2 separate regions of the Homo sapiens genome follow, and region 2 is linked to region 1. A link is an interaction called in ENCODE POLR2A ChIA-PET data of the cell type or tissue named here. Cell type or tissue: K562. All regions are shown on one strand. Each heading gives the region's core, and the rest is flanking DNA. Links, peaks and the distances in the headings are about the cores only. Region 1 overlaps PIF1 (PIF1 5'-to-3' DNA helicase). Region 2 has its middle 34 kb from the start of PLEKHO2.

What was found. Peaks named below come from ENCODE experiments on the same cell type or tissue, not always from the same donor. Only the 100,000 strongest peaks of a DNase experiment are listed, where the experiment ranks them.
Region 2: POLR2A ChIA-PET joins it to region 1 with 5 read pairs; 7 of 35 experiments call an interaction of 5 or more read pairs at or near these places.

Annotation. Positions count from the first base shown.
Region 1 is chr15:64,807,994-64,821,223 of GRCh38, reverse strand. PIF1 (PIF1 5'-to-3' DNA helicase) reads left to right here. Exons shown (of 13, transcript NM_001286496.2): 6 at 1-57; 7 at 136-242; 8 at 1,238-1,377; 9 at 2,001-2,107; 10 at 2,880-2,967; 11 at 3,133-3,278; 12 at 4,459-4,650; 13 at 4,867-5,592. The coding sequence ends at 4,926. Among named protein-coding and RNA genes, the nearest start is that of PIF1, 11 kb to the left of the region's middle. RefSeq lists enhancers at 1,241-1,741, 9,453-9,958, 9,959-10,466, 11,989-12,496. In K562, for the core only: no CTCF peak of the experiment used is centred there; a DNase peak (open chromatin) is centred at 7,973.
Region 2 is chr15:64,873,010-64,879,715 of GRCh38, reverse strand. No RefSeq gene overlaps it. Among named protein-coding and RNA genes, the nearest start is that of PLEKHO2, 34 kb to the right of the region's middle. RefSeq lists enhancers at 6,561-6,610, 6,631-6,706. In K562, for the core only: no CTCF peak of the experiment used is centred there; no DNase peak of the experiment used is centred there; H3K27me3 peaks cover 329 bases.

The DNA.
Region 1 (13,230 bases), core at 4,910-9,909:
TTTCTGCAGCTGCCACCTGTGACCAAGGGCTCCCAGCCCCCACGGTTCTGCTTCCAGGTATTACTCACCTCCTAGCTCTGCTCTCCTTGGGGGTCTGCTCTGCTCCTTGACCCACCCCCACCCTGCCCCCACCAGTCCAAGAGCTGGAAGAGGTGTGTGCCAGTGACCCTGGAGCTGACCAAGGTGTGGAGGCAGGCAGACCAGACCTTCATCTCTCTACTGCAGGCCGTGAGGCTAGGCAGGTGAGCTCTGCTGGTTGGGGAAGGGGCTATGGGATGAGGATCCAGGCATGGGCCACAGTGGAACACAGAGAGGGACTCACAGAAGGGGTAGAATTGTTACCCTCAGGAGCAAGCACTCCATGCAGGAAGAGGAGCCTTGGGCAGGGCACTGGACAACTCAGGATGGATTGTAGTCAAGACCATCATGGCACCATAGGAGATGGTTGCTCTGAGTGCTGGGACCTAGCCTCCCTCAGGGTTGGGTCTCCATCACCTAGCACAAGGCCTGGCATAAAGTAGGTGTCAGGGGCTGGGCACGGTGGCTCACGCCTGTAATCCCAGCACTTTGGGAGGCTGAGGCAGGCGGATCACAAGATCAGGAGTTTGAGACCAGCCTGGCCAACCTGGTGAAACCCAGTCTCTACTAAAAATACAAAAATTAGCTGGGCGTGGTGGCACGCACCTGTAGTCCCAGCTACTTGGGAGGCTGAGGCAGGAGAATCGCTTAAACCAGGGAGGCAGAGGTTGCAGTGAGCCAAGATCATGCCACTGCACTGCAGCCTGGTGACAGAGCGAGACTCCGTCTCAAAAAACAAAAACAAAACAGAAACATAAGCTAGATTTTTCACCCAAGGTAGGAGGCAAGTGGATAGAAGATTGTACCCTGGAGGCCAATCTGGGTCCTGCAAATCTCCAGCCTGTGCTCACTCATCATAGCCAACTTCCTCAGGAGTATTATGGAGTGCGAGGGTGGCCAGCTCTGACCTGGGGCAGCACAGGGAAGGGTGCCCACATGTGATCAAAGCTCAGTACCCTGCCCCTGCTTATTCCCCATGTTTGGGGTCCAAGTTTGGAAGGGACAGGTTGGCCAGCTTGAGGGGGCAGCAACTCTTCCCTGGTGCCCTCTTCCAGTCCCAAGGCCTGACCCATGGCCTGCTGCTTGAGCCATCCTGCCCATGTTCCCCACCTCCCCTGCTGCACAGGTGGGCTCTGCCCTGACAGTCCAGCCCCAACAGGTGTTCAGATGAGGTGACCCGCCAGCTCCAGGCCACAGCTTCCCACAAGGTGGGGCGAGATGGGATTGTGGCCACGAGGCTCTGCACCCACCAGGATGATGTGGCCCTCACCAACGAGAGGCGGCTTCAGGAGCTGCCAGGTGAGCAGGGAGCCTGGGCTGGGCAAGACCAGCTGGGAAGAGTTATAAGCAGATGTAGCCCCCAGGCAACCTGGGCCTCTGGGTCCTAGGCCCCCAACCTCTGAAGCCATAAAGGCCCTCATATTTGCAAATGCAACTGTGACTTTGAGAGGTGTGATGAACTAAATTCCACAGCCCCCCAGGCCTGCGCTGCCTCTACTCCCTACCCCCGTGCTCTGGTCTAATAGTTTTTTTTGGAGGCTGGGAGCGGTGGGTCATACCTGTAATTCCAGCACTTTGGGAAGCCGAGACAGGCAGATCACCTGAAGCCAGCAGTTCGAGACCAGCCTGCCCAACATGGCAAAACCCCATCTCTACTAAAAATAGAAAAAAATTAGCCAGATGTGGTAGTGGGCACCTGTAATCCCAGCTATTCGGGAGGCTGAGGAGAATTGCTTGAACCCAGGAGGCAGAGGTTGCAGTGAGCCGAGATCACGCCTTTGCACTCCAGTCTGGGCAACAGAGCGAAACTCCTTCTCAAAAAATAAAATTAAATTAAATTAAAATTTAAAAAAAGTCTTTTTTGGGATGCTGAGTCACAAGTCAGTGATTTGTGATCTGTTTGCTCAACTCTTTTTCTCCAGGTAAGGTACACAGATTTGAGGCTATGGACAGCAACCCTGAGCTGGCCAGTACCCTGGATGCCCAGTGTCCTGTTAGCCAGCTCCTTCAACTAAAGCTGGGGGCCCAGGTGAGTGGGAAGCAGGGCCTAGCCCCTGGGAGCTTGGGCTGTCCCGCATGGGCCTTGCTGATCCCTACCCCTCTGCCCAGGCCACTCTGCAGCCAGTGGGCCCAGCTTTGACCACACTGAAAACCTCCCTGCCTCCTGTTCCCACCCACCTTCCCATCTTAAGCTTTCTACTGTTTTTCTCTTCCTACACCAGGAGGTCCTCCAAGCAGTGTTGTTTTGGGCAAATTTCTTTCCCTTGCTGAAGCTCTGTCCCCTCATCCCTAAAAATGGGGAATGAAATACCTACCCCACACAGCTGTCTTCTGTAGTATACTTTATAAACAGGAGACAGTCCTGATTCCTCCCTCAATGTTGGGGGTGGGCAGAAGATTTTCCTTAGGGCACCCAAGGGGAAAATGCAGGCACAGTGTATCTGAGAGGGGTGGCAGGACCTAGAGGCCATCCCTCAAGATCTGTGGTCCACAGATGTACCTATAACCAAGCCAATCATTTTCAAAGCCCTGTGATAGAGGTTGCCTTATTGATCCCTTACCACCTCCTTCTGGGGCAAATTGAGCAAATATTATTCCTCTTTGACATAAAGAAAAATTGGGACCGAGGAAGATAAGGCAACTTGCCCCAGGGGTCACAGGCAGCCAGTGGCAGAGCTAAGGATTGGGATTCAGTGTCCCCATGACAGCTCCCTGCCCTCAGCCTCTGAGAACAGCCATGGCGAAGCTAAGACCAGGCATGGGTAGGGGGGCTGCTGTCCATTCCTCTCTCTCCCTTGCAGGTGATGCTGGTGAAAAACTTATCGGTGTCTCGGGGCCTGGTGAATGGTGCCCGAGGGGTGGTAGTTGGGTTCGAGGCAGAAGGGAGAGGTAAGTGTTGGGAGGAGGTGGCAGTCCTGCTACGGGGCTTTGCAGCATGGCCCCGGGAATGGTGGGGGGAGAAAAAGACTAGGAAGGAAAGCTCCAAAGGCCCCTGCTCCTCACCTCAGAGCCCTGAAGCAGAGCTAAAGTTGGACTGCTCCATGCTCTCCTTAGGGCTACCCCAGGTGCGGTTCCTGTGTGGAGTCACTGAGGTCATCCACGCTGACCGCTGGACGGTGCAGGCCACCGGGGGCCAGCTCCTCAGTCGGCAGCAGCTGCCCCTCCAGCTGGCCTGGGCGATGTCCATCCACAAGAGCCAAGTGAGCACCGGTGTGGGGGGCAGGGACAGGGAGGGCAGAGGGAGGTCAGGCATGTTGCAGTCTATGTGTCTTTTTTTTATTTTTGAGACAGAGTCTTGCTCTGTCGCCCACGCTGGAGTGCAGTGGCGCGATCTTGGCTCACTGCAACCTCCACCTCCCAGGTTCAAGAGATTCTCCTGCCTCAGCCTCCTGAGTAGCTGGGACTACAGGCGCATGCCACCACGCCTGGCTAATTTTTGTATTTTTAGTAAAGATGAGGTTTCACTTTGTTGGCCAGGATGGCCTCAATCTCCTGACCTGGTGATCCACTCACCTCAGCCTCCCAAAGTGCTGGGATTACAGGTGTGAGCCACCGTGCCTGGCCTATGTGTCTTTTTTTATTTTATTTTAGTTTAGTTTAGTTTTTGAGACAGAGTCTTGCTCTGTCGCCCAGGCTGGAGTGCAGTGATCTCGGCTCACTGCAAGCTCCGCCTCCCAGGTTCACACCATTCTCCTGCCTCAGCCTCCCGAGTAGCTGGGCTACAGGCGGCCGCCACCACGCCTGGCTAATTTTTTGTATTTTTAGTAGAGATGGGGTTTTGCCATGTTGGCCAGGCTGGTCTCGAACTCAGGTCATCTGCCCGCCTCGGCCTCCCAAAGTGCCGAGATTATAGGCGTGAGCCACCACACCCAGCCCAGAATAAACTTTTCTTTAGTGAATTTCCAAGTCCACCTCCTCTCCCTTTCCTGGATACATTCACTTCCCCTCTGCCATCTCCTGCCCCACCATTTTCTAAGCCACCACTAGATACGTAAAATTGTATAAATTGTATACAACCACTGTATCAAGTATAAAGTATAGATATAATGAATAATCCTATTTTGCACAGAAAGAAACCAGGGCTCATGTGTCCCATGTCACACAGTTAGTGAGTGGCAGCCTGGATTCAGCTCCACGCCTGTCTGACCCAGAGCCTGAGTGCTTTCCTTTCACTCCATCCCTCAACTCTTACCTGGATCTGTCTCCCGGTCCCCCTCCTACTCAGACAGCCACCTGCTGTCATGCTCTCCCTCTGTCTAGAGACTCTCTGGACTGGACGAGGAGATCCAGGGGCAGTAGCAGGGCTGGTAAAGGGTCAGGCCTTTCGGGGCAAGGGACTTAAGGCTGAGCTGACTCCATCTCTGTCCCTGCATCCCCCAGGGCATGACCCTGGATTGTGTGGAGATTTCTCTGGGCCGTGTGTTTGCCAGTGGCCAGGCCTATGTGGCCCTTTCTCGGGCCCGCAGCCTGCAGGGCCTACGTGTGCTGGACTTTGACCCCATGGCGGTTCGCTGTGACCCCCGTGTGCTGCACTTCTATGCCACCCTGCGGCGGGGCAGGAGCCTCAGTCTGGTAAGAGGGAGTCATCCAGTGGTGGGCTGTGGCCACGGGCAGGGTGGGAGCTAGGACAGAGGGAGCGCCGGCCCAGTGGGACCTGGGGTGGGGGCAGAAAAGCCCTCTGCTGGCTCCTTTAGGGGTGAGGGCAAAAGGAAAGAGATGCTGGCCCCCAGGTTATGGTCCTGGGGAACAGCACAAACCCATGACTGGGCTTCTCTGGCTCTGATCCAGGAGTCCCCAGATGATGATGAGGCAGCCTCAGACCAGGAGAACATGGACCCAATCCTCTGAGCCTCACCCACAAAGAGAAGACAAAGGGTGGCCTGTGGCCTCCCCGTCCTCCTGCTCCCTAGTGGCCCAGGGCCCCAGGGAATAACTGGAGTAGGCAGGCAGTGTCCCCTTCTGTATTTTTTAGGGACTCTCAGCCTCCTGGCAGGGTTAAAGGGAGAGTACTTTAAACCCATATACCAGCTGTGCTTCAGTTTCTCTCACTTTGCCCTGGGTAAGCTGCTGTAGGGTCAGAAGTAACCCTTTCTGTGCCAGTTGAGAATGAGCCTGTGTGGTAGCTGATGTCAGAGGACAAAGCTCTCTGCAAGGGCTGGACACAGAGCTGCAGAGTCCTGAACATCCCTCCTTTCAGGCTGCAGAAGGGAGAGGCAATGAAGACAGGTGCTCCGGAAGCAGCATCAGGGCTCTTGGAGGGGACTGGTGGGGACTCAGGCTGGGTGCAGCCTCCAAACAGAGAACGGAACTTAGGTGTGTCTCTACAGCTAGGCCCAGCCTAGCCCAGCCCAGAACAAACACCCTTCAGAGCCTAACCAAAGAACATAAGCTGCAAAATGTGCACCCATATTTTAAGCTGCTTTTTCAGGGGATAAATAGTGTTTGGGGACATTGAAATGGATGTTCTCAGGTTGTATTTATTTCGGACAAATAAACTAGAGAATTGTGTAAAAACTGTGCCTCCTGCCTCCTCTCTCTCCCCCTCTCACTTGTGCATGTGCACACACGTGTTTGTTTAGGCCACAGTGGCTGAGATCACACCCTTCTGTGAGGTGGTCTTAGTATCACTGGTCGTTTGAAAAGCTGAGTTATCTGATGTTGGTGACTAGCAATAAAATGACATTGTCACCGGGCATGATGGCTCACGCCTGTAATCGCAGAACTTTGGGAGGCCGAGGCGGGTGGATCACCTGAGATCGGGAGTTCGAGACCAGCCTGACTAACATGGAGAAACCCCATCTCTAGTAAAAATACAAAATTAGCCAGGCATGGTGGTGCATGCCTGTAATCCCAGCTACTCAGGAGGCTGAGGCAGGAGAATCACTTGAACCCGGGAGGTGGGGAAGTGGAGGTTGCAGTGAGCTGAGATTGCGTCATTGCACTGCAGCCTAGGCAACAAGAGTGAAACTCTGTCTCAAAAAAAAAACAAAACAGAAATGACGTTGTCATTTGGTGAAGGTGAGTTACCATCACCCAATAGTCAGACATACTAGAGAATTCACGTGGTGGGAAACAAACAGGCCTGCTATATGTTGCTGCATTTGCTAGGAGCCTGGGTTGAAATTTCTCAGTTTGAGCCTTGATGGTCTCCCCAGCTTGAACCTGATCATCAACAAACTAACTTCAGTTTTTCAAAAAGCCTGATGGAAATTGCCCAGGGGTCCTCATAGGCTAGCTAAAACTAAGATTCTCTGCTTGTGAGTGAAAAGGTATCGATTCTGGGTGGTAAATATGGGTTATGATGGAGGCATGCATTGGCAGCTACAGGTGTCAGATTAATAAAAAAGGTGGCTGGGGCCGGGCGCAGTGGCTCACGCCTGTAATCCCCAGCACTTTGGGAGGCCAAGGCGGGCGGATCACGAGGTCAGGAGATGGAGACCATCCTGGCTAACACAGTGAAACCCCGTCTCTACTACAAATACAAAAAAATTAGCTGGGCATGGTGGTGGGCGCCCGTAGTCCCAGCTACTCTGGAAGCTGAGAATGGAGTGAACCCGGGAGGCGGAGCTTGCAGTGAGCTGAGATTGCACCACTGCACTCCAGCCTGGGTGACAGAGAGAGACTCTCTCTCAAAAAAAAAAAAAAAAAAAAAAAGATGGCCTGATAAGGTGGCTCACACTTGTAATCCCAGCATATTGGGAGGCCAAGGCGGGTGGATTGCTTGAGCCCAGGAGTTCGAGACCAGCCTGGGCAACATGATGAAGCCCTTGTCTCTACCAAAAAACAAAAATTTGCCGGGCACAGTGGTGTAGTCCCAGGAGGAACTCTGGAGGCTTGAGGTCAGGGGTTCAAGACCAGCCTGGCCAACATGGTGAAACCCCATGTCTACAAAAATTAGCTGGGCATGGTGGTGCCACCCTCCCTGACCTGGAGAAGTCAATTTTTTTTTTTTTTTTTTGAGACAGAGTCTCGCTCTGTTGCCAGGATGGAGTGCTGGAGTGCAGTGGCACGATCTCAGCTCACTGCAACCTCTGCCTCCCTGGTTCAAGCGATTCTCCTGCCTCAGCCTCCCAAAGAGCTGGGATTACAGGCACATGCCACCAAGTCTAGCTAATTTTTGTATTTTTAGTAGAGACAGGGTTTCACCATGTTGGCCAGGATGGTCTCGATCTCCTGACCTTGTTATCTGCCCACCTTGGCCTCCCAACTGCGCCCGGCTGAGTCAATTGTTTTTCTGTGACACAATTTCTTTTCTCTGTTCCAAACAGAAGACACTCTTAGGAGCAGAAAACAAGCCCACCAGAGTGACACCTCCTTCCCCTACCCCACAACAAGTGGGCAACCATGGGGGTCTTTAAATGTGGTGCCATTTATATGTCAGATGTTCCCAATTTCCCCATGCAACACATCCCTTCTCCCAGGTCCAGCTGTGAGCAGGTCACACTGAGGCCCTGCCCTCAGGGCAGTTACAATCTGGTTGCACTTTGCTGCTTTCACTCTTTCCTTCTACTGAACACACGGTCTGGGGACCACCCAGTTCAGCCCAGATAGCACTATCTCATATTCTCTAACAGCTCTGCAACCTTCGGTGGTCTTGGATGGAAAGAGGAGAAACTGACTCAGGATAATTGAAGCAGGAAAGGAAGATAACAACAGGCTATCTCAAAGAACTGATATGAAGCCCAGAAAACTAGGCTTGGAAACAAATAGGAATCAGAAAGGCTAGAGCCACTGGCAGGAGTAGAGCTGGGAGCAGTCAGGCCAGGAAGACCTTTGCAGCCGCCACCAGACACTGAGCACAGCTGCCAGGGGCAGGAGCTCTGCACTCTGCTACCTCCTCCCCCGATTCAGTTCAGACCTAAAGGCGGGTATGGGGCTGGGTGACCTTGGTCTCCCATGCAAGTCCTGTGGCTACTGGCAAGAGGCCAAATGTTTCATCAAGTTGCAAGAGGGCCTAGTGATTCTGTCCAGGATGACTCTCTAATCACCCCCGAAGGCCGGGTTGTTGGGGATGTCTGAGGGTCCGGTGATGCAGTTATCTTCTGCATCCTCACCTGGGACTCCTCTCTCTGACTCCATCCTCCACACATGGCTGAGGCATCCCACTCACCCAGCCCCTTCCCCTTCCGCAGGGGCTGATCACAGCTTTTCCCAGTCTCATATGCATCTGTCCTGCTATATAAAATGTCTTTCTCGTGAGACTACCTGGGCACCGGAAAGTCCTCTCCTTAGCAATCCCTTCTCATGGTGAAGATGCTCTCTGGAAGGCCCCCAGAGGAAGACAAGTGAGTTCCACATGGTGGGTGAGCTCCAGACATTCCTGACCCGCATGCCAGATCACAATAGTGGATTATTTTATGAGGTGTGCAAGAAACCTCACGGCTCTCTATTTTCTTGACATCTAATTTAACTTAACTTTGAGCCTGTATCCCGAGGGGTGTAGGGAAACCCTATCTCAGTCAGACAGGAGGCTCCTCAATCCCCAGGGTCAAATGAGAGTGGGGCTTATAGGAGCCGCTCTCATCTTCAGGGCCCGCCCTGATCACCATCCATAGGCAGTAACTCAGCCTGGGCCCTGGGATGGGGTGGGAGGCTTTCTGAGACTCTCCAGTACCTCATGCCAGGCCCTCTGGGCCCCTGCCACCTCCCTGTGGTGCTCCCAGAGGACCCTCTGACCACTTGCCCCTCCCCAGTCTATGGAACCCTCCTTCTCTCTGCCTCTCCTTCCCCCCAGCATCATCCTCTCAAGGAACTTTACCTGTGAAGCAAAGGCCAGGAAAGACTGTGTCCTCAGATAACTTCTGGATTTGAGGCAAAGAAGCACAGGGAGAGCCATATACGGTGGCTCGCACCTGTAATCCCGGCACTTTGGGAGGCTGAGGTGGGTGAATCACTTGAAATCAGGAGTTTGAGACCAGCCTGGGCAACAAGGTGAAACCCATCTCTACCAAAAATACAAAAAATTAACCAGGCATGGTGGTGCGTGTCTGTGGTCCCAGGAGGCTGAAGTGGGAGGATCACTTGAGCCCAGGGGGCAGAGGTTGCAGTGAGCCAAGATATCATGTCACTGAAACTCAGGCTGGGTAACAGAGTGAGACTCCAGCTCAAAACAAAACAAAGCAAAAATACACACACACACACACACACACACACACACACACACACACACACACACACACACCCAGCACATGGAAAGGGGCAGGCAGACAGCAAGGGAATGAACAAAGAAATAAGGAAGGTAGAGAGCTTACCCTTAGGCGACCAGGACTTGCTACCTGCCCAAGAAAGCTGCCCTCATATAGCAGGGTGTGGGTGGAAAAACTCCAACTGCTTTTTCCTGTTCTCTCAACAGCAACAACAATTAACACAGAGAGAAGACTTCTGTGACCAAATGCAGGGACTTCTTCCCATCAACAAACAAGCAATTCTGTAGCGGACACTAGCTGGGTGTCCTCTAATTTAATTCTGAAGCTATCTACCTGGAGGCAGCCTCAGATCCCACAGGTTGAGGACTCAGTCACCAAAACTGACAGCCCCTTCAGACAGTCACAAGTCTGGGCCTCTGGAACTTCTGACCGACTGGCTTCAAGTTGGGGTTCCCAAGACCCCCCTCTTTTGGTTTGATTAATTTCCTAAAGTGAGTTACAGAACTCAGGGAAACACATTTATCACTTTATTAGAAAAGGATACGTGGGGGAAGGGGTGTGGAGCTTCCCTCTGTGGGAAAGCCTTCCTCCACTAATATCCACTTGCTCAGCTACCCAGAAGCTCTTAGAACCTCTGCTTTGGGGCCTTTTATGGAGAATTCATTATGTAAGCATGATTGATTAACCATTGGTCATCAATTTAACTTTCAGCTCCCTCCCCTCCCCTGAGGTCATAGGGTGGGGCTGAAAGTCCCAACCCTCTAATCCTGCCCTGGTCTTTCTGGTGACCAGCCCCATCCTGAAGCTGCCTAGGGGCTGCCGGCCATCAGGCAATCATCAGCATACAAAAAGACACTTATCACTTTGGAGATTCCAAGGATTTTAGGAGTTGTATGCCAGGAAATGGGGATGAAGACCAAATGTATATTTCACATTCTTACAGGCTGTGCCACTGCTGATGGGGGCAGGGGGCACCCCTTCATTTCTGTTTCCTTCCTAGTTGGGGGATTTCGCACTCTCCTCTCCACTCTCCCACAGGAAGGCTGGAGTTGACTTTGCCAGGTGGACGAGTTGGAGAAAAGGTGTTTGGAGAGAGGAGCTACACAGTGCAAATGCACAGAGATGTGAACTATCCTTGATGGACCTATGGTCCACTTTAAAGGCTTTAATGCAAGAGAAGGTGGTATGTGGGGAGGCTGGCCTGGCCCTGAGGGGGCTGAGCCCAGAGTAGGGGGCTCAGCCCAGGGCGATCCAGTCCCCAGCTGGGAGGCAGGCAGGGGGCCAGGCAAGAGGGGCGGGGCGATGGCCCTCAGAAAGATAATCTTATGACCTGACTTGTCACAGTTCCTGCCACTTCTCAAAGACATTCACCCTTGGAGGGGGAGTCCCACTACCTGCTGTCCCTCCACTTGCCTCCTGTGCCTTATGCTCCCTCCTCAGTGTCCCCTGGGATCTGCATCTGAGGGTAGTGAGCAATTTACAGCTCAGTCTCCCTGCTAGGATGAAGCGGATCCCTTGATCCCGAGAGACACAGCTGAGATGTCTTTGTGTCCTCACAACCCTCAGCAGGATGACTTTTGAAAGCAGATGCTTCATTAAATGTTTCATAAGTGAACAAAGGCTTGGACAGTGACCTGAGAGGTAAGGAATGTTTACTCCCATTCTGCAAAGGAGGTAGCTGAGGCCTGGAGAGGTTCTTAGTGGCAGAACTGGAACTAGAATAGAACCCTGAGCCCTGTGCGCTCCTTCACCCTGTCTTCAGTGGGGTGCCAACTAGGCCTGACCCCATCCTTTCTGACGTCCTGGTATATTTTTCCCATCCGCACTGGGCTAATGATCTTACTTAACCCCCAATCCCGGAGCAGCCGGGCCCTCCCGCTCCCCATGCACTGCAGACCACTAGGTGGCGCCAATTGGTCATTCAGTCCTTTCCCAGGGAACCGCAGAGCCTTTGTCTCCCAGTCTCTGGGCTTAGGTGGGGGGTGCATGGACACTTTAGGAGGTGGGGGCTGAGTTAGTGTAGAGCAGGGAAGTTTTAAATAATCTTCCATCAGATTATCTGCTTTGTGCTCATTAACCCTCTTGTTGGTTTGTTTTTGTTTTTGAGATAGGGTCTAGCTCTGTCACCCAGGTTGGAGTGCAGTGACGCAGTCAGAGCTTGCTGCAGCCTCGAACTCCTGAGCTCAAGCAATACTCCTGCCTCAGCCTCCCAAAGCATTGGGATTACAGGGGCGAGCCACCATGCCCGGCCTCATTAACCCTCTAGTTTGTTTTTCACAATAACCCTGGGAGGTTGGGACAATTGTCCCCATTTTATAAAGAGAGAAACCTAATTTCTTTTTCTTTTCTCTTTTTTGTTTTTTTGTTTTTTTTGAGACAGTCTTGCTCTGTCACCCAGGTTGCAGTGCAGTGGTGCCATCTCAGCACACTGCAACCTCTGCCTCATGGGTTCAAGCAATTCTCCTGCCTCAGCCTCCCGAGTAGCTGGGATTACAGCTGGCTAATTTTGTATTTTTAGTAGAGACGGGGTTTCTCCACGTTGGTCAGGTTGGTCTGGAACTCCCGACCTCAAGTGATCTGCCTGCCTTGTTCTCCCAAAGTGCTGGGATTACAGGCATGAACCACTGCGCATGGCTGAGAAACCTAACTTCTGAGAGGTTAGGTGACTTGGCTATGGCCACACTGCAAGCTGTATCTGGAACCCAAGTCCCAAATAAAGGGTCCTGGGATTTTTGCAAAGTCAGCAGAGAGCCCTGAAGCCAGATTCCTGTGTTTAAACACTGGCCCCATCAGTTCCCGACTGTGTGACTGTGGTTATTCTGCTTAAATCTGAGCTCTGGTTTCATCGTTGGTGAAATGGGGATAAAGCCGATCAAACATGGATGGAGTTAGGAAGACAGAAGAGCTGGAGTCAGGCCAGGGATGCAGCAAACCCTCAAGGTTAGCTCTTATTTATTTGTCTTGATTATTGTCACCTGAAGGGGCCATCCCCCGCCCCATTAACCCCCTCTTGAGCAGCCTCTGGGGAATAACAAAGAGAATTCACAGCAGCCCAGAGTAAATGAATGCCATCTTTCACAAAGCCTTCCTTCCTGTCTGGCCTTCTGGAGGACCTGGGCTGCGCCCACCCACCATGGGGAAGGGGAGGATGAAATCTCCCCACTCTGCCTCCCGCAACACACGTGAGGTACAGGTCCCGGTCAGTTAGTGCACTTGGGCATAATCCCCCTTCTGTCTTCTGCCCATTTTCTTATGAAAGCGACTTCGACAACTCTAAAGTGGAATTTTTTTTTTTTTTTGAGACGGAATTTCGCTCTTGTTGCCCAGGCTGGAGTGCAATGGCGTGATCTCGGCTCTCTGCAACCTCCCCCTCCCGGATTCAAGCAGTTCTCCTGCCTCAGCCTCCTGAGTAGCTGGGATTACAGGCATGCACCACCACGTCCGGCTAATTTTGTATTTTTAGTAGAGACGGGGTTTCTCCATGTCGGTCAGGCTGGTCTCGAACTCCCAGCCTCAGGTGATCCGCCCACCTCAGCCTCCCAAAGTGCTGGGATTACAAGTGTGAGCCACCGCGCCCAGTCTACAGTGGAATCTTTAGACCTAGTTTACAGAGGAAGTCAAGGCTCACAGAAGGTGGGTGGCCCTAGGTCATATGGCTGTAAATGGCAGATCCAGGTTGGGCATCCAGGTATCTGAGGCCTCACCTTGGTGTTCAGGGCCTTTGAAAAAAGGACTGAACATGGGATGCTTCCTTTCCCCCTAGCTCTGTCCCCAAAACTCCACAGGCCAGACTCCATTTCCTTAAGATTCCAAGAGCATCACCTGCTGGGACAGAAATGGCAGGGGGGTGCCCCTGAGTCCTTGGCCCTGGCAGGCCAAGATGGGAGGGGTGGGGCTTGAAAGGCTTAGAAGGTGACCTTGAATAGGGAATTGGAACCCTAAATTCCTGAGGAGGCCTGGGGCGGGGGCTGTGAATGAGACAGCCAGCCCATCTCCACTCCTCCCC
Region 2 (6,706 bases), core at 1,707-6,706, 62 kb before region 1:
ACTAAAAAAAAAAAAAAAAAAAAAAAAAAAGTGAATAATTTTTCACTGCTGTGAATCCTCTCCCTGACTGTAAATAACACACTCATGCTCTATTTTTTTATTTAGCATTTCTAGAGTAACTCTAGTTATTCTCTGCTGGAAAAGTTTGTTTCCTTTCATCTACCCCATCTCTCCTCCCTCCTCACCTTATTCCCAATACTCGGTCTTTTAAAAAATAATGTTAGGCCAGGCACAGTGGCTCACGCCTATAATCCCAGCACTTTGGGAGGCCGAGGGTGGGTGGATCACCTGAGGTCAGGTGGATTACAGACGTGAGCCACCGCGCCTGGCCTGACTATTTTATTAATAGATTTAACTTATGTGTATGGCAAATAATAATAATTCAAATAGTACTGAAAAGTATCCAATTGTTGGTTGGGCGAAGTTACTCACACCTGTAATCTCTGCACTTTGGGAGGCCAAGGTGTGTAGATCGCTGGTTCAAGACCAGCCTGGTCAACATGGCGAAACCCAGTCTCTACTAAAAACACAAAAATTAGCCGGGCGTGGTGACACGCACCTGTAATCCCAGCTACTTGGGAGCCTGAGGCAGGAGACTCGCTTGAACCCGGGAGGCGGAGGTTGCAGTGAGCCGAGACTGCGCCACTGCACTCCAGCCTGGGCAACAGAGTGAGACTCTGTCTCAAAAATAATGATAATAATAATGTTAAATGTTCTGCCAAATCCTGAAGCTGCTGCCACAGCTGTATTTCAGGAAGCCCAGCCTGTGAGGATGCCGTCCCCCCTCCGCAGGAAGACGTCAGACAGGACACTTTCCATCACCCTGCTTCCTGATTCCAGGCATCGATGCTGAGCTGGACAGAAGGAAAACAGCCTTTTGGTGTCTGAGACAACAGCACAAATGACAGGACTGGCCTTCTTTCCTGAATGGGAAGAGGGTGGGGAGAAGAATGCTGCAGTGACCCGAGCTTGTTGATGCCCTGCCACAGGCACCCCAGGTGGCCTTGGGCAAGTCCCTTCTCTTGCCTCTCCACCTGTAAAGTGTAGGTTACTGGGGTCCCTTCACCTTAGACTTTCTTTGGTCAGAGCTACAGAAAGAGGTGGCTGTAGGGAGGACTTTCTGAAAAAGAGTAAAAAGGCTCTCCTTGCTCAGGAGGCTGAGGTAGGAGAATCGCTTGAACCTGGGAGGCCGAGGTTGCAGTGAGCCAAGATCGCAACGTTGTGCTCCAGCCTGGGCAACAAGAGCAAAACTCCATCTCAAAAAAAAAAAAAAGAAAGAAAGAAAGAAAGGAAAAGGCTCTTCTGAGAGACAGAGTGATGATACAATGATAGTAACAGCCACTGCTTCCTGAGGGCCTCCCGTGGGTACTGGGTGGGCATCGTCCAGGTGCCACGCATGCGTGATCCTATTTAATCTCCAAGCTCTCAGGTGGGCACAATTCTCCTCGTTTAACTGATGAGGTAACTGAAGAGCAGAAGTTAGGCGACTTGTCAAAGCTCACAGAGCTGAAAGGTCTGTGCCACATATCTGGTCCCATCTGCCACCTAGTCTTGTTGAATATCTTGTATATTTCAAAATGCTGAAAAACTCCGGGGTCCCTCTGGCCCTCCAGAAACAAATTGGAAGATACTTCCTGAGTTCATGGAACCCTGCCTCCCAGATCCACTGTAGAGACTGACCTTGGCCCAAGCCTGAGGGGTGATTTTGAGACAAATTCCTCTCAAGGGGAACCTTTTCACAGAGAAAAGAAGAGGGCTGTTTAGTCTGAGGAGACTTTTGCTCACCCATAGCAGGCACCCCAAATGTTCAGAATGACTTGGGATCTATTCTTCTCCCCTGGCCTTCCCCAGAGACAGAGCTGTTTGCACTCTCCTCATCCCACTGACCAGCACACTCTCACCCACACCACACCCTGGGCACTCTGGGGACCCACAGGCCTCAGCCTCAGCATGGCCTGGCGCTGGCCACAGCTGGGGCAGGGCTGCTTCCCTTCAGACCCAAGGCCACAGGCTGGAAGGAAATGGAGGTGGGAGGGGCCCAGAAAAGCTGACTAGGCTGGAAGGCTGGTTGGGAGGGAGGAAGCACAGAAAGGCCAGCCCAGCAATTTGGGCAAAGCTGGCAAGGCTGCCTTGGCATCTCTGCGGATTCAAGGCCACAAGGGCCTCACCTTGGCCACCCAGCCCCGGCTTGTGGCCAGGAGGCTGAGGAGAAGTCCTGATTGGGTCACACTCTGAGGGACTGAATCAGAACTTGGCCCTGGCTACCAAGACTATTGGACTCTTTCCCCTACCTGCAGCTCAGGGGTGTGGCTAGTGGGCAAAGAAATGCATATATATATGTTTGTTTGTTTTGAGACAGAGTCTCGCTTTGTTGCCCAGGCTGGAATGCGTTGGCATGATCATAGCCCACTGTAACCTGGGACTTATGGGCTCAAGGGATCCTCTCACTTCAGTGTCCTGAGAAGCTAGAACTACAGGTGCATGCCACTGCACCTGGCTAATTATTTTGTAATATTTTGTAGTGACAGGGTCTTGCTACATTGCCCAGGCTGGTCTCAAACTCCTGGCCTCAGGTGCTCCTCCTGCCTCGGCCTCCTGAAGTGCTGGGATTACAGGCATGAGCCACGGAGCTCAGCCCGCCTCTATCTTAAGCCTCTTCCTTGAGGCTCCAACCTGGGTCTCTGCTTCAGAATTCAACATCAAGAAATGAATAAAACAAGGGCCCAGCCTGAGCAAAATAGTGAGACCCTATTCCTACAAAAAATAAAAATAGTTTTTAAAACAGAAATGAATAAAACAAAAAGACACAAACAAAACAAAGCCTCTTTGAGGACAAGAGCCCCACTAAGCTGGGACAAATCTGATAAAACCCCAGAGCCTAGGTCTGGGCTGCTGCTGAACTCTCCTGACATTATGGTCTGCCAGGGACAGGTGTCTTTGCACATCTACGGTGACTAGTCCACTCACTCTACACCCCGTCCTGGTTGTGGCAAAGAGACTATACGTTGTCCACCTAGGTCAGGGTTTCTCAACCTCAGCACTACTGATATTTTGGATGAGGAGCCCCCAAGATGTTGTCGGGGAGGCTGTCTTGTGCATTGTAGGGTGTTCAACAGCATCTCTGGCCTCCACCCACTAAATGCCAGTAGCAATGTCCCCATTTGTGACAAAAATATCTCCAGACATTGACAAATGTCCTCTGAAGGCAACATCATCCCCATTTGAAAAACACTGCTCTAGCTCCATTCCCTCCCTTCTTTTTTAGTAATAAGACTTTTGATTTTCAGCTGGCACACAGTCAACAGGAAAAAAAACACCAGGCAGCTAGCTGCAAGACCACCCTCGCAATGAGGCAGCAGTACAACTTCCAGAAAGTGTCTCTAAAGGGAAAGTGTGCATCCTATACCCCTTCTTGCTTCCCAAGGGTGAGAACACTTATGCGGGGGCTGCAGCTGTATCACCTCATGGGTCCAGAAATCAAAGTCAAGGGGTAAGATGGCAGAGCAGTAAGAGGGAAGGAGGCTGGGTCCCAGATGACCATGGAGTGCCATGATAGAGATGGCCTCTACCACCAGACTTAATTCATGCAAGATAAATGAATTTGTGTCACTGCTGTCTTGGCCTAACTCCCCCGGAGCTGAGGTTTAGCCTCTGATGAACTCTTCTGACACCATGGCCTCTTGTCAGTCACAGTCAAATCTAATCTTAAGTAACATACAAGATATAACTCAGCAGTGCTTGTGGCTTTAATTATCCACTGTCTGGATGCCCGTTGACTGTCAATTTTTTGCCTCAGCTCAATTCTAGTAGTTCACCAGACCCCTCCACATGGCCACCATCCTCTCCCCATCCCGCCCTCCCCAGGGGCTTCCTATCTCAAAAAGGTACTCCCACTTCCTTAGAACTCTGTGAGTCATCTCTGAATTCCCTCTCTCCCATTCCATCTCTCCCACATTCACAATGCCCCAAAGTCCCCAGTTCTCCTCCACTCTACCCCTAATGCCACTGTTGCAGTTCAGGCCCTCACCACTCCTCCCCTGGTTCACTGTCACTACCTCCTAACTACCCTCCCTGCCTCCAGTCTCCACCCCACACCCCCACCTGCCGCCCCCCACCTCCTGAAACGACCCCCTCCCCAGACTCCCTTGGTCTCTAGGGCAAAGTCCAACCTTTCTGGGTGACCAGCATCCCCGCTCCCCTCTCCCACCTCACCTCCCAGTCCCCCACCTCTTACTTATAGCCAATAGGAGACTACACAAAGAGCTGACCATGGCTCCAGTAACCCGGTAACCCACTGTGACTCTGTTCCCTCTGTCTCCAATGTCCTTCCCTGCCACCTCTGTTCTGTAAACTCTAACTCCTCCTTTGAGGCCCAGGCAAAGAAACCTCCTCCTCAGGTTTCGACTGATTCCCTCAGCAAACACAGCCCATTGATGTCTGCTCTCTGCTGCCACAGAATTTGCCTGTGGGTCTAACACAGAGCTTGTCCCATTGCATTTATGAGTTGGAGTGCCTGTCTCCCTGACTGGCAGTGAGCAACCTGAGGAAAGATCCCATTTTATTGTACTTGGAATCCACGGCTCCTAATGTAATGTTGGCATGGAGTAGGTGCCCAATACACCATATGATTATCCATTTACTAAGTCCTTGCTATGTGGTGGGCCCTGAGCAAATGCTTTATCTAAATTATCTTATTTCATCCTCAAAATCGCCTTGCCAGGAGTGATTGTCTCCCCCTAAGAGATGAGACTACAATTCCAAGAGGCTGAGCAGCCACTGCAGGTGCCACAGCTTATGCACAGCAGTGTCAGAGACAGATTCTCCATCTGCCACACCCATCTCTCCCTTGGGATCTTGCCTCCCCTGCTGCCAACTCCAGACATGGTCTTCAGGGAAACACTGACCCCCAGAACTAACCAGATCTGGGTGTAGAAAAAGCTCTTTATCCTGTTATTCGGTTAACTTGGGATTTCTTAAAAAGGAAGTTTTAATGGGAAACCAAGAGAAAGCCACACACACACACACACACACACACACACACACACACACACACACACATTTTAACAAAACAAATGGGCAATACCAGGTCCCCTCTGAGCTTTTGTTTTTTTTTTTTGAGATGGCAGTGGCACGATCTCAGCTGACTGCAACCTCCGCCTCCCAGGTTTAAGCGATCCTCCCACTTCGGCCTGCATCACCATGCCCTGCTAATTTTTTTTTGTAGAGACAGGATTTTGCCATGTTGCTCAGGCTGGTCTCAAGCCTTGAAGATTGGCCTCAAGACATCTGCCCACCTCAGCCTCCCAAAGTGCTGGAATTACACATATGAGCCACCACCTCCCCTGGCCGCTCTGAGCTGTTATTTCCTCCTCTCTAAAACCAGCAGGTGAGACTAGACGTCTCAAAGATCCTTATCAGCCCCAATATCCTGTGATTCCATGGATGGAATAGTTTCTCAGACTGGACGGTGGGCTGACGAATTGTGTTGGGGAGGGCAGTCCCCTAGGGACACAGGCTTCATGGGGAGGAAGGCCAAAAGCAGACCAGCCCCACACACCCTGCTCTTTAAGACTCCACTTTAGAGGTCCAAAGGGAGAAAGGGGCCGGGCACGGTGGCTGACGCCTATAATCCCAGCACTCTGGGAGGCCGAGGCAGGTGGATCACCTGAGGTCCGGAATTCGAAACCAACGTGGCCAACACGGTGAAACCCCGTCTCTACTAAAAATACAAAATTAGCTGGTCGTGGTGGTGGGTGCCTGTAGTCCCAGCTACTCGGGAGGCTGAGGCAGGAGAATTGCTTGAACCCAGGAGGAGGAGGAGGTTGCAGTGAGCCAAGATCGTGCCACTGCACTCCAGCCTGGCTCCAGCCTGGGCCACAGAGCAAGACCGGGTCTCAAATAAATAAATAAATAAATAAAAAGGGAGGCCAGGCGTGGTGGCTCACACCTGTAATCCCAGCACTTTGGGAGACCAAGGCAGGCAGATCACGAGGTCAGGAGATCTAGACCATCCTGGGGCGGGCGCCCGTAGTCCCAGCTACTCGGGAGGCTGAGGCAGAAGAATGGCATGAACTCGGGAGGCGGAGCTTGCAGTGAGCCGAGATTGTGCCACTGCACTCCAGCCTGGGTGACAGAGCGAGACTCCATCTCAAAAAAAAACAAAAAACAAAAGAGAGAAAGGGATGGCTGGCCTAATAGCCTTCTGGACCCTCTGATAATCCTCCCCAGGGTGAGTGTGAGTTTGAAGCCAGATAGGCCTACGGCTTGGAGTCCAGATCTGCAAGCTGCCTGCTGGATGTTGAAGGGTCCTGTCTCCTCCCTAGGCCTCAATGTAGGCATCTTCCCTTCTGTGGGCCACCCCCTCTGGTCCCAAGCCCTGCCTGGCCCCTCCTCCCATAAAATTATGACAACAGAGAGTGGAGGCTTGTGGGCAAGTTCCTGAGGAGGCTCAAACTCAGCTGTAACCCTTGGAGCCACCGTCATTTCCCCTCTCCCGCCTCCCCAGCTAGGAGGCTGAGAAGTTTCATCACAGCTGAGCTGTTGTCCTTATAAGGGAAAGTCCTCCGAAGCCTCTCCTTTGGGCCATAGCCAGCTGGTGGAGAACCTGCCCAGGCCTTGGGGTATCCTCCCAGTGCCAGGAAAGGTGGGGGTGCCCCAAGGACTCTGGGGTGAGCCTCCATCTGAAATCACAGACCCTCCAGACAAA